2 separate regions of the Mus musculus genome follow, and region 2 is linked to region 1. A link is a loop called in an ENCODE intact Hi-C map of the cell type or tissue named here. Cell type or tissue: left cerebral cortex. All regions are shown on one strand. Each heading gives the region's core, and the rest is flanking DNA. Links, peaks and the distances in the headings are about the cores only. Region 1 has its middle 180 kb from the start of Gm25204. Region 2 has its middle 9.5 kb from the start of Grid1.

Region 1 (5,378 bases), core at 208-5,207:
AAAATCTTGAGCATGCTGGGGGCAGCAAAACGTGAATTCTAGTCCTTCAAATCCTCACAGCTAGTCTGGGAAGCTCTGCCCAGACATCGCCTAAACAGCAATGGGAGTTTTATCCCAACTATGAAAGGAACGGTTTCCTGGTCACGTGGCAGGTTTCAACCTTAGAAAAGAGAGAAGAAACCTTGTACTCAATTAGCTCAACCCTCTTATAATAATACAGATAATGAACTCAAAAGCCAGGCAGAGAGACTGTCCCAAGATTCAACAGGCAATCAGTGGCAGAGCTCTGATACATGGCCTTATGTTCTGATCATGCATGGGACCACATTGCCAATCTTAATGCAATTGATTGGAGGATCACTCTAGCAACCACTTTGTAGTTTTCAGTATCAGAGGAAGGAGCAGAGTATGAAGAGATCTGACTCCAGCTTTCTGCTTCTGGTTTTCAGTATGCTAATACTCACAAATACTGTTAAAAAACAAAACAAAACAAAACAAAAAAACCAAGAAGGGATTTCTCAGAATAATCTTCATCTGGGGCCACATAATATACATACTTTGGGGAGCTGTTTTATTCTTGCTCTACACCCATTCAATCAGTGAGGGCAGGCAATATCTGTGTCTTTGCCTACCAATATCCTTAGCTTCTGTGCCATGAGCAGAGATGTGATAATTAGCAGATGCAATCAGACCCAACTTATAAAATGCAATTTTCAAATATTGCTGAGAACCAGGGAGCTAAATTGGCCACATTTTTATGAACTAAACTTAACTGGAGACCCAACAACATTCGACTTTCTGTTGACCTACTTACAAATTGACATTTAAAAGGAAAGTAAAGAGAGCAGCACGCCTCGTACCCAGACATCAAGGAGGCATCAGCCATGGGTTCTCAGTGTGGGGGGCTGAGTTTTCGATTGTCATTGGACTGGGTAATATGTTAAGCAAAGAAAGACTCTATTTAAATAGGAGCCTTCACCTGTTTGAATGTGCCTGACATTATCAGTTTTCAGCCCCCTTTGAAAACTGTTTCTGTCTGGTGGACTGTCATATCCAAGATAAGAGGTATGTTTCCTTTGCGAGCTGCAGTACAAAAGTGGCAGATTTGGGTGAACATAAACAAATAGATAGACGCACACTTGCTTACACACACACACACACACACACACATGCACATAGTCCATTGGAAATAAATATTCTAGCCAATCTTAGAATAAGCTTCTGTTACCAACTGCGGTTTCCACACTGACTATTGATTTGCGTTCTCAGTGAGAGATAGATCCCAGCAGCCAGCCTCATAGGGCAAGCCAGTCTGAGCAAAAGATTCTGATTCTGTTTTCTTTGGTGTCTGACATTTGGAAAGAGTGATGTCTAATAAAGTTTTCTTTTCTGAGCTGCCCCATTAACGAAAGGTACCTATTAGTCAGCATGGGTGCGCCATGCCATAGAGCTAGAGGAGATCAGCTGAAGATGTATGAACATGAAGGGAGATTGCCTGCCCACCCCAATGAGTACAAGGATGTAGGGTGGAGGCGCTCTCCCCTCACATCGCTTCACCTGAACTACATAAGTGACTCTCCTAATCGCATTTTTGTGCAACACTGGAGGGCCTTGCTTTTCTCCTTTCGTGTGGAGAGGGGAAAAATATCTGCCCTGTCAAAGTCACACAGGGGAATTCTCTTAAAATAAACAGCTAAACTTAACCGCAGGCTTTTCCTTCCATAGAAATATTTTAAACGTATAGAATGTTGGAAGGCTGTTAGAAAAATGACAAGTGTCTGTTTTCATTAAACTCCCCAAGTGCATGGATCTAATTGACAGCCTTTCTAAGGCTTGGAGGAACTTCTAGCTTCAGGTTGCCATAGCAACATGTCCCCACTGCTGGAGCTCTGCTGTTCATAGCCATCATTCACAGGAACCCACAGTTTAGACACCCAAAGTTATCCAGAAATTTTGCCAACCTAGAGGGTAAGAAATCCAATTTTCCAGGCAGGTAAATTTTCATGCTTTGAAGGCTAAGCTTCTACTTCAGATATTCAAGAAGTCATTTTTTTCAATTTATGCTTTTTTTTTTTTTTGGTAAGGCTTAAATTGTCATAGTCACCTCTCTTTCAACTCCTTCCATAGGAGTGACATGGCACCCAAACCTGCCTTCTCCTTTGAGAGATAAAAGCCATACTTATACATTAGTCATCAACAAACTCCAGGCTCACAGGATTCCAGGGTGGGGCAGAGAGCAGAAGCTGCCATGCATGACTCAGTTGGCTCTGAGTGACTGGAGGCTGAGCCCCAGTCCCCTCTAAACTCACCACATCTTTCTGAGGGGCTGCCTCACCCAGAACCTTAGAACCCTTTTCTAATGCAGAGAGCTGTGCCAACGCAACAATACATAAAATACTTAAGGTTCATTATTTCATTGACTCCACGGATCCCAATGATAGAGTTCTTATTCATCCAAAGTTATATTGAACAAAACCAAGGTTAAGTGCTATCCTCAGGGCCACAGAGCTTACAAATGACAAGGGCAGGATTTCAAACTTCCATACAGTGTTCTCCCTACTGTACTGGGCAGTAAAAAGAAAGAGGCATACTGTGAATGACCTGACCTTCCAGAAGGGACAGTGTGGGGGTCAGCAAAAGGGTGGCTTCTGCTGCAAAACCATTCAATTAAGATTGTTTCTTACAAAGGACAACCTGCCCATCAACTGTCCCTTAAATGTGTATGTCGCCATCTTCTGGACCGTGGAAGGCACTGACTCCGCATCCTTCCTCTTAAGAAAGAACTACTACCCTGGTGGTTGCTTGATTGAACAGGAGGCTCTTTGTTCAGAGAAGGTGGCTTGGACCTGTGCTGTTCAATGTTTATCAGTTAATTGAATCAGTTACTGCTCATTTACCTGCTCACCTCTGATCAGGCCTCCAAGCAACACTTCTCAATAACAATCTTTCAGATATTAGATCCATCCACAGTGGGAAGGAATGTTCAGAGACTCATATTCCCAAATGGGACAATGAACAGAGATCCAGAACAAAAGGAAAACCTGCCAAGCATTAAGACATGCTTATTCATTTCTCTTGTTTTTAATTGAAATGCTGAGTTACAAGCTTTGTGTTTATATTGTGTTTGTGTGTACATGTGTTTGCATGTTCATATGTGGGTGCATGTGCAAGTATGTGCATGTGGACACTGAGGGCAGAAGTTAACCTCAGATGTTGTCCCTCAGGAGCTACCCATCTTGTCTTTCCTAGGAATCTAGGGCTCAACTGAGTACAGTGGTTGGCCCCCAAATTCTAAGGGTCTACTTGTCTCTCCATCCCCAACACTAGGACAAGGACATTATCATACTCACTCTTATAAATGGGTACTGGGGATGGAACTCTGGTTATCATACTTATGAGGCAAACTCTTTACTGAGTGATCTGTATCCCAACCCTGTGTTTATTTTTCTAACAAAGAAGGATTTTATAACATTGAAAAACTACAGTGACGATGAACTCAAGAATCATGCAAATCAGCTCAACTCACCAATAAATAACTAGTTCTCCAGAAGAAGAGTGTCTAGGGTTAAAGCCAAGGCAATGGCTGTTGATCACCCATTGTGAGTGACAGCTGAGCACCTCCGCTTATAATCCCACCACACAACAGTCAGTGATAAAGGTCAAGGTAAAAAAAAAATGTTTGAGGCAGGAACCACTATCCTCTAAAATATAAAACAGCTCAAATATAGTACAGAACAGTTTTTTTCAAAATAAACAATTTTATTCAAAAATAAAAGAAAGGAGAAGGAAGGAAGGAGGGAAGGAAAGAAGACAAGAAGGAAAGAGGGAAGGAAGGGGAGGGGAGGGGAGGGGAAGGGAAGGGAAGGGAAGGGAAGGGGAAGGGAAGGGGAGGGAGGGAAGGTGGTTTTGTCCAGGCAACCTTCCAGGAATCCTACCCACAGGAGTAGTCCAGGTAAATTAGTCAGGGATAAAACACAGGATATACTTTCTACTCAAATCTCAGCCATCCCACTGCACCCAAAAACAGGGAGCCTGGAAAGTGAATTTACTTGCAGATATAAAACAAGAAAAATTGAATTCACTCATTATTCATTGTTTCTGCAAACATTTATTCAGGTTTTACTCTGGGCCAGATACTGTGGAAAGAGCAATAAACAAAATATTCCCATGGAGCATACGCACTCTTAGAAGAAGGCACAATCGACTGAAAATATGTGTCCAAAGGCCATAGATGGAGGTAGAAAATAAATCAGGGAAATAAGAAATAATGGGTTTATTCTAATAGAGAGATCCCGAAGCCCTGCTTGATGAGAGAATATTTGAACAGATATTTGAAGAAAAAGAAAGACATCAACAAATGGAGTCCAGGTAAAGCCACTGGGGTGTCTTCAGGCTTGACACTGTGACAGACAAGCAAGAATATTGAGAGACGTGACTCAGTGGTCACTGAGATCCTAATGAATCAGACTCTGGAGGGGAAACTATCATGAAGGAAGTTTACATCAGACATGTTCTTAGGACTGATACCTAGAAAAGGAAATGGAGCTGAGCATGGTGGCTTGCTTATTACTATAATTCTAAAATTCAGAGGAATTAGAAGGAGAATCAGGAATTCAATTTGCTATCTTTGGCACACAGCAAATGTGAGGCTAGCCTTAGCTATATGAGACTCAGAGAGAGGGGAGAAAAAAAAAACAGATTTAATAAATGGAGAAGTTGGACAATGATATCAGAGATGTAAGCTCAGGTGGTTTTTCAGCATTATCCTGTGCTAGGAAGGATGCCAGCTGCTGTCCTTGTACATCTACCAGTAGTAAGATGCAAGCTGTCCCAGGAAGGAAGCATGCTCTTCAGAGAAATAACATTCCCCAGAGATGGGCAATTTCCACAGGACTGACAACTTCAGGAAACAAACCTATCAGTGTGGAGGGTAAATTTGGATGACACCACTGTATCTACTGTACTATGAAGAAAGATGTGACCAGCCTTCTTCATTCATGGGTTCCTCAGCAATTTATTCAATCAACTACAGTTTAAAATATCAAAGGCAGGTGATCTCTACTAAATATAAACAAGACCTTTTTTTCTTTCCCTATTCCCTAAACAATGAAAAATAACAATTTATGCAACATTTGCTTACAGTGATTATTAATGTAATAGTGACTTAAAAGTGGACAAGAAGGTATATGTAAGCTATATACACAACATGTGCATGTATACATATACAAATCCATAATGCATTTTATATAGGAAACATAACCATTACAGATTTTGATATTCGTGGAAAGATCTGGAACTAAGCCCCTGTGAGTGCCTAGAGACAACTGTAGCTTCAAAGGATCGTTCTAGCTGTTGATTTCAGAAGAGTCTGCTGATAG
Region 2 (5,378 bases), core at 88-5,087, 1.8 Mb before region 1:
ACACGTCTTTAATCCCAACATTTGGAAGGCAGAGGCAGGTAGATTTCTGAATTCAAGGCCAGCCTGGTCTACAAAGTGAGTTCCAGAGCTATACAGGGAAACCCTGTCTCGAAAAAAACCAAAAACCCAAAACCCAAACCCAAAAAACCCCAAAAGACAAAAACAAAAAAAACCCAACCACCACGGATTTTGCAGGCAAATGGTTGGAATCAGAAAAAAAAACAAAACAAAACAAAACAAAACAAAACAAAAAAAATCAGTGGGATAATCCAGACCCAGAAAGATAAACATGGTATGTACTCACTTATAAGTGGACATTAGCTGATAAATAAAGGACAACCATGGGACAATCCACAGACCCAGAGAGGCTAAGAAACAAGGAGGGCTCAAGGGGAGATGCATGACTCTTCCCGGGAAGGGGAAATAGAATAGATTCGAATAGATTTTGTGGGTGGACTGGGGATGGGGTGAGGGATGGGAACAGGAGTGATCAGGTTAGGAAGGATGGAGAGGGGGGAGGGAAGGAGGAGGGGGAGGGGGAGGGGGAGGGGGAGAGGGAGAGAAAAGGGAGAACTGGAGCTGGGGGACATTTTGTGGGCGAGGTAGAAACCTAGGGCAATGGAAACTCCCAGCAATCATGAGGGTGGCCCTAGCAAAGACTCCTAGTGGGAGATACAGAGTCTGAACTGGCCACATAGGAGTGGAAGGAGAAGAAACTGCTGTAATATATCAGAGAATAAAATTTAAAAAATAACATTTTTGTTTGTGCATTTGCCCGTCTTGCCTATGTTTCTTTTTGTCTCAATTCCTTGGGTTTAACTCTATACTATTTTATCATGCAGTCTCTCTCAGAAATTATTCTGCCACTCTGTATCTGTCTCTATTTTCCCTCAAAGTTAACATCTGTATACTAGCCAGACATGGTGGTGTGTACCGTAATCAGCAGATAGAGATAGGATGACCTCAAGTTTCAGGCCAGTCTGGGCTATATAGCAAGACCCTGTTTTAACCCCTAACAAACCTCTGCATGGCCAGTTCCCCACGCTCTGCAGTTAATCAGTAGTCTCTCCGTTTTCCCGGCCCAAGGTAGCTATTACCTCGTTTTTCAATTCTGAGCCTTTCTCTCTCCACAGACGTTACTACTGTTGCGCATCGGTCCCCTCACCTGGGATCCCATTCTTTCTGCTTGAAATACTTCCTCTAGCATTTCCTTTAGTGAATATTTATTTCTAAATGAACTCTCTAAGCTTGTGTTTACCTGAAAAAATTCTTTATTTCTTCTTCATTCTTGGAAGATATTTTCTCCTCCATCTGGAGTTTTTTGGTTCACTGAAACTGACATCCCACTGTTTCCTGCCTCCCTCTCTCCTTCTCCCTCCCTCCCTCCCTCCCTCCCTCCCTCCCTCCCTCCCTCCCTCCCTCCCTCCCTCTCTCCCTCTCCCTCCCTCCCTCCCTCCCTCCCTCCCTCCCTCCCTCCCTCCCTCCCTCCCTCCCTCCCTCCCTCTGTCTTCCTCCCTCCCTCTCCCTCTCCTTCTCTCCCCCCTCTCTGTCTGTCTCTGTCTCTCTCCTGTTTGTGCCTGTGTTGTAGAATTGTAAGGTCTGCACCCTTTCTTCTCCATCTGCGTTTCTGCTCTTTCTTCAGGTCTCTGGTCTTCTTCCGTTTCACTACGGTGTGTTCGGTTATGAATTTCCCACTGACCGGAAATTCCAAGGGCACAGTTAACGCATCTCTGGAGACAGGTTGGATTAGGGGGATGCAAAGTTATGAAGGCCTTTGAGCACATGCTGAGGAGTCCAGCTTGGCCAAGTGCAACGTGGTTTTCAGTTGTGGACTGTCCTTGAACTCATGATCCCTCAGCCTCCTGAGCACACGGTGGGCAGGTTACAGGCATGTGCCAATGTGCCTGGTTCATGTGAGGTGATTGATAGTGACAGGTGGTACTGTAGCCATGCAAATAGCGTCTGGAAATGCCATCCTCACATGTTCTCTGCATTTGGACCAGTTGTTGATCTCTGTCCAGGTCTCCATCTGCTACAAAAAGAAACTCTGAGGAGGAGCAAGGGCTACACTATCTGTCGGTCTAAGGATAAATACTTAGATACAGTTACAAGCCATGTTTAGGGAAGTGGCAGCAGTAGATTTTCCTCTAAGGCCTATGATGTCTCCACCCATAGATACTTTGTTATGTTCACAATACCAGGCATGAGGTACTTCCTACTGAGTGGACCTTAAGTTTAATTACACACTTAATGGTGACTCCCAAGATATGTGTCACTGTTTTACCAGTGGGGATGTTGTGGCTGCCTATTACTGTTGCGGCTTTCAGGCCTCACAGCCTAGTGGTGTCTTCTCTCCCTCCTTCCTTCCCTTCCTCCTTCCCTCCTTCATTTCCTTCTTTCCTTCATTTCCTTCTTTCCTTCTTTCCTTCTTTCCTTCCTTCCTTTCTTCCTTCCTTCCTTCCTTCCTTCCTCCCTCCCTCCCTCCCTCCCTCCCTCTCCTTCCTTCCTTCCTTCCTTCCTTCCTTCCTTCCTTCCTTCCTTCCTTCCTTCCTTTTCTCTCTCTCTCTCTCTCCCTTCCCTCTCCCTCTCATCCTCCTTCCTTCCCTCCTTCCCCATCTCTTGTTTTTCCATCATATATTACATATTGACTGCAGTTTCCTCTTCTTCCTCTCCTCCAAGTCTGTCACTCCTCTCTCCCCACGACACGCACCGCCCCCCCCCCCCCCATCCACTCCTCCTCCGTTTCTCTTCAGAAACAGCGGGCCTCAGAGTTATCAACCAAACATGACACATCAAGTTTCAACAATACTAGGCGTCTCCCTCAATTTTAAGGCTGGGCGAGGCAATCTAGTTTGAAGTCACTTGCTTTCATTAAGACCAAGACTCAAGCTTTGCCAGATGAGTCTCTTCCTTAAGCGCCTCGAAGTGCTATATTTCCAGCAATGGCCAGCAGAGAGCAGCATTGCACCACGGCTGCTCTGGGCGGGCTAGCTGGTTCAGCTTGACAACTGCGGCTGCGCTGGTGGGTTCCCTGAATTGTCCTGGTTGCAGGAGTTGGGGTAGGGGGTGGTGTGTTTGAGAGCCGGAGATCACAGTCTCCATTCTGCTTGGGGCTTTTCTGTGCCTGGTGCTCCTTCACGGGTTAACCGAGTTCCGGTTGTCCTCTGAGGATGCTTATTTCCATTTGAGGGCTTGCAGTCCTAAGAACAGCTCACCTCAGAGGGGCGCGTCTTATGCTTTATAAACTTACGCTTTATGTCTTTTCTCCTGGAAGTCTCTCCTGATCTTTTTGTTCATCCCTGCTGGGGCATCCCTGCTATCAGTTTCCTTCCACCCTGTTTCCAGAGGAAGGTCTTGTTTCCCTTGCACCTATCCAAGGTCACTGCCGCCCCTAAGCTCTGGATCTAAGATCAGCATGTCTGTCTGTCCCACCCAGTATGCCTCTTAACAGGTGACCAGCTTCATTGAAGGATGTCATCATTAGTGGTTAGGGTCCTAAGATCTTCAGGAATCCAGGCTTCTTGTCTTAGGCAGCCTCGTTCCCATGCTTCGTTCCTCCCGTCCCTCTTCCTGAGGGGATTGAACACTGACCAAAGGACGTCATCAACACCACATGTGGTACCTACAACAAAAGAATAGGTGCCAGGAACTTTTGGAAGGGGACCAGCCAAAGACCCCAGACTGGCAGAGTCCTCAGTGTTCCTAGGGAGTCGGGAATGTGCTTCGCCGCAGTTTTGAGAAATACATGCTCACTTATCAGGATGGAGGAAAAAAAAAAAAGCAAGAAAGAAATGAATAACGCCTGTGTTTGGGACGGGGTAGAGACGATATTTTCATTAATTGTGTGCGGGAGTGTAAATTGGCTTAAAAAACAGCTTTGGAGTGTACAGCTTTGGGAATTATACGTTAAAAGGCTTAAATATTTTATAGCCTTTCACCTAATAACTCCAATTCTGGGCATTTATCCTAAGAAAACAATTGTATAAGAGCAGAAAATATATACACAAAGATCTTACAGTAGTATTGTATGACCAGTTATATCAAGTATGCTCTATTCTGTGGGACAAAACCTGATCAGCTACTAAAAACCGTGTTTTCAGGAAATTTTTATTGAGATGCTAACTGATTGATTTAACACACCAGCATCTCCTGGGTATGACAGCTACTGTTCTGGGTACTAGAAATAAGGCGTAAGTAAAACTCCTTCCTCTGTGGAGTTTCCGGTCGGCTGTGGTGCTGGCTCTAGTGTGTGGTAGGCAGGTGCTCTGCCACTGGAAGTCAAGCAATAAGAAAATTACACAATTTCTGTCCTTGAATAGAAAAAAGGACAGGTCACTCAGCCTGGTGGGATAATCTCATAAGCCCAGTGCTTGGGAGGCTGAGACAGGAGGAGCCTGAGTTTGAAGCCAACTTGGGCTACAAAGTAAGACTCAAAACAAAACAAAACAAAACAAAACAAAACTCCTCAATAAAACAATAACAACATCAGCAGCAGCAGCAGCAGCAACAACAACAACAATAATAACAATAACAACAACATCAAGATGGATGAATCATGAAATCACTGGTTGGTGGTATCAGCGAAGGCCGGTAGTCTCTTGGCATGGAAATGCCTGCATGGTAGCTAATGTGTGTGGAGGTACAGCTGGCTCTGGAACTGGGGCTCATGAGCAGCAAGCTTGTGGGCTAGCTCAGGGTCATCCATGTGTGGCTTCTTAAGGTCCTGACATGACCAATGGCTTCTAAGACCCTGTATGTTTTCCAGGTAGGCAGAAGAGAAAACGCAGGGGGCACGGCCATTTATTGAGCGGCCATATTTTATTCTTCATGGGCAGAGCTTTGGCCAACGTGTCATAGCCCTGAAAGACCCCCAGAGCCACGCCTGGTTGAAGGAAGGTCATGGCTATGGTGTTTTGAATTGTGGGATGTTCTTTTCCACATGTTCTAGACCAAAGGAGACATCGAAACAAGCTTTTTTTTTTTTTTTTTTTGAATAGAAACAAAAAAGGGCTTTCTGTCTTGAAAGAAATAAGGTGGGATGGCTTGCTATTAGAAAGTAGGGCAGATTGTCTGCAGTGTGTCTCAGATATACCTGTCACCTGGTGGCTGTGTCCAGCAGTCTCTCCTGCTGACCCCTGCCTCCCATGGCCTTGTGCCCCACACAGGCTAAGGGGAAGTGGTGGAAAAGGTCCAATGGCGGTTTCTCACTAAGAGATGTTCCTTGCCTTTCAGCCTATTTTCTGGCCTCCATATGAGGGCACACATGGCTGATGCTTGGGGTATCTGCAACCTGGACTCATGTGGGGTTGAGCTTCCAGGGAGCTGGAGTGTGTCCCCAGGCTTGGACTAAGCTGCTCCAGGTTTGGGCTGCTTCTTTT

What was found. Peaks named below come from ENCODE experiments on the same cell type or tissue, not always from the same donor. Only the 100,000 strongest peaks of a DNase experiment are listed, where the experiment ranks them.
Region 2: it touches region 1 in a loop (7-fold over the local background); 4 of 42 quality-filtered maps call a loop at or near these places.

Annotation. Positions count from the first base shown.
Region 1 is chr14:36,581,675-36,587,052 of GRCm38, forward strand. No RefSeq gene overlaps it. Among named protein-coding and RNA genes, the nearest start is that of Gm25204, 180 kb to the right of the region's middle. In left cerebral cortex, for the core only: a CTCF peak has its summit at 2,753 (motif pointing left); DNase peaks (open chromatin) are centred at 1,596, 1,874 and 2,736.
Region 2 is chr14:34,807,980-34,813,357 of GRCm38, forward strand. No RefSeq gene overlaps it. Among named protein-coding and RNA genes, the nearest start is that of Grid1, 9.5 kb to the right of the region's middle. In left cerebral cortex, for the core only: a CTCF peak has its summit at 2,955 (motif pointing right); a DNase peak (open chromatin) is centred at 2,963; H3K4me3 peaks cover 550 bases.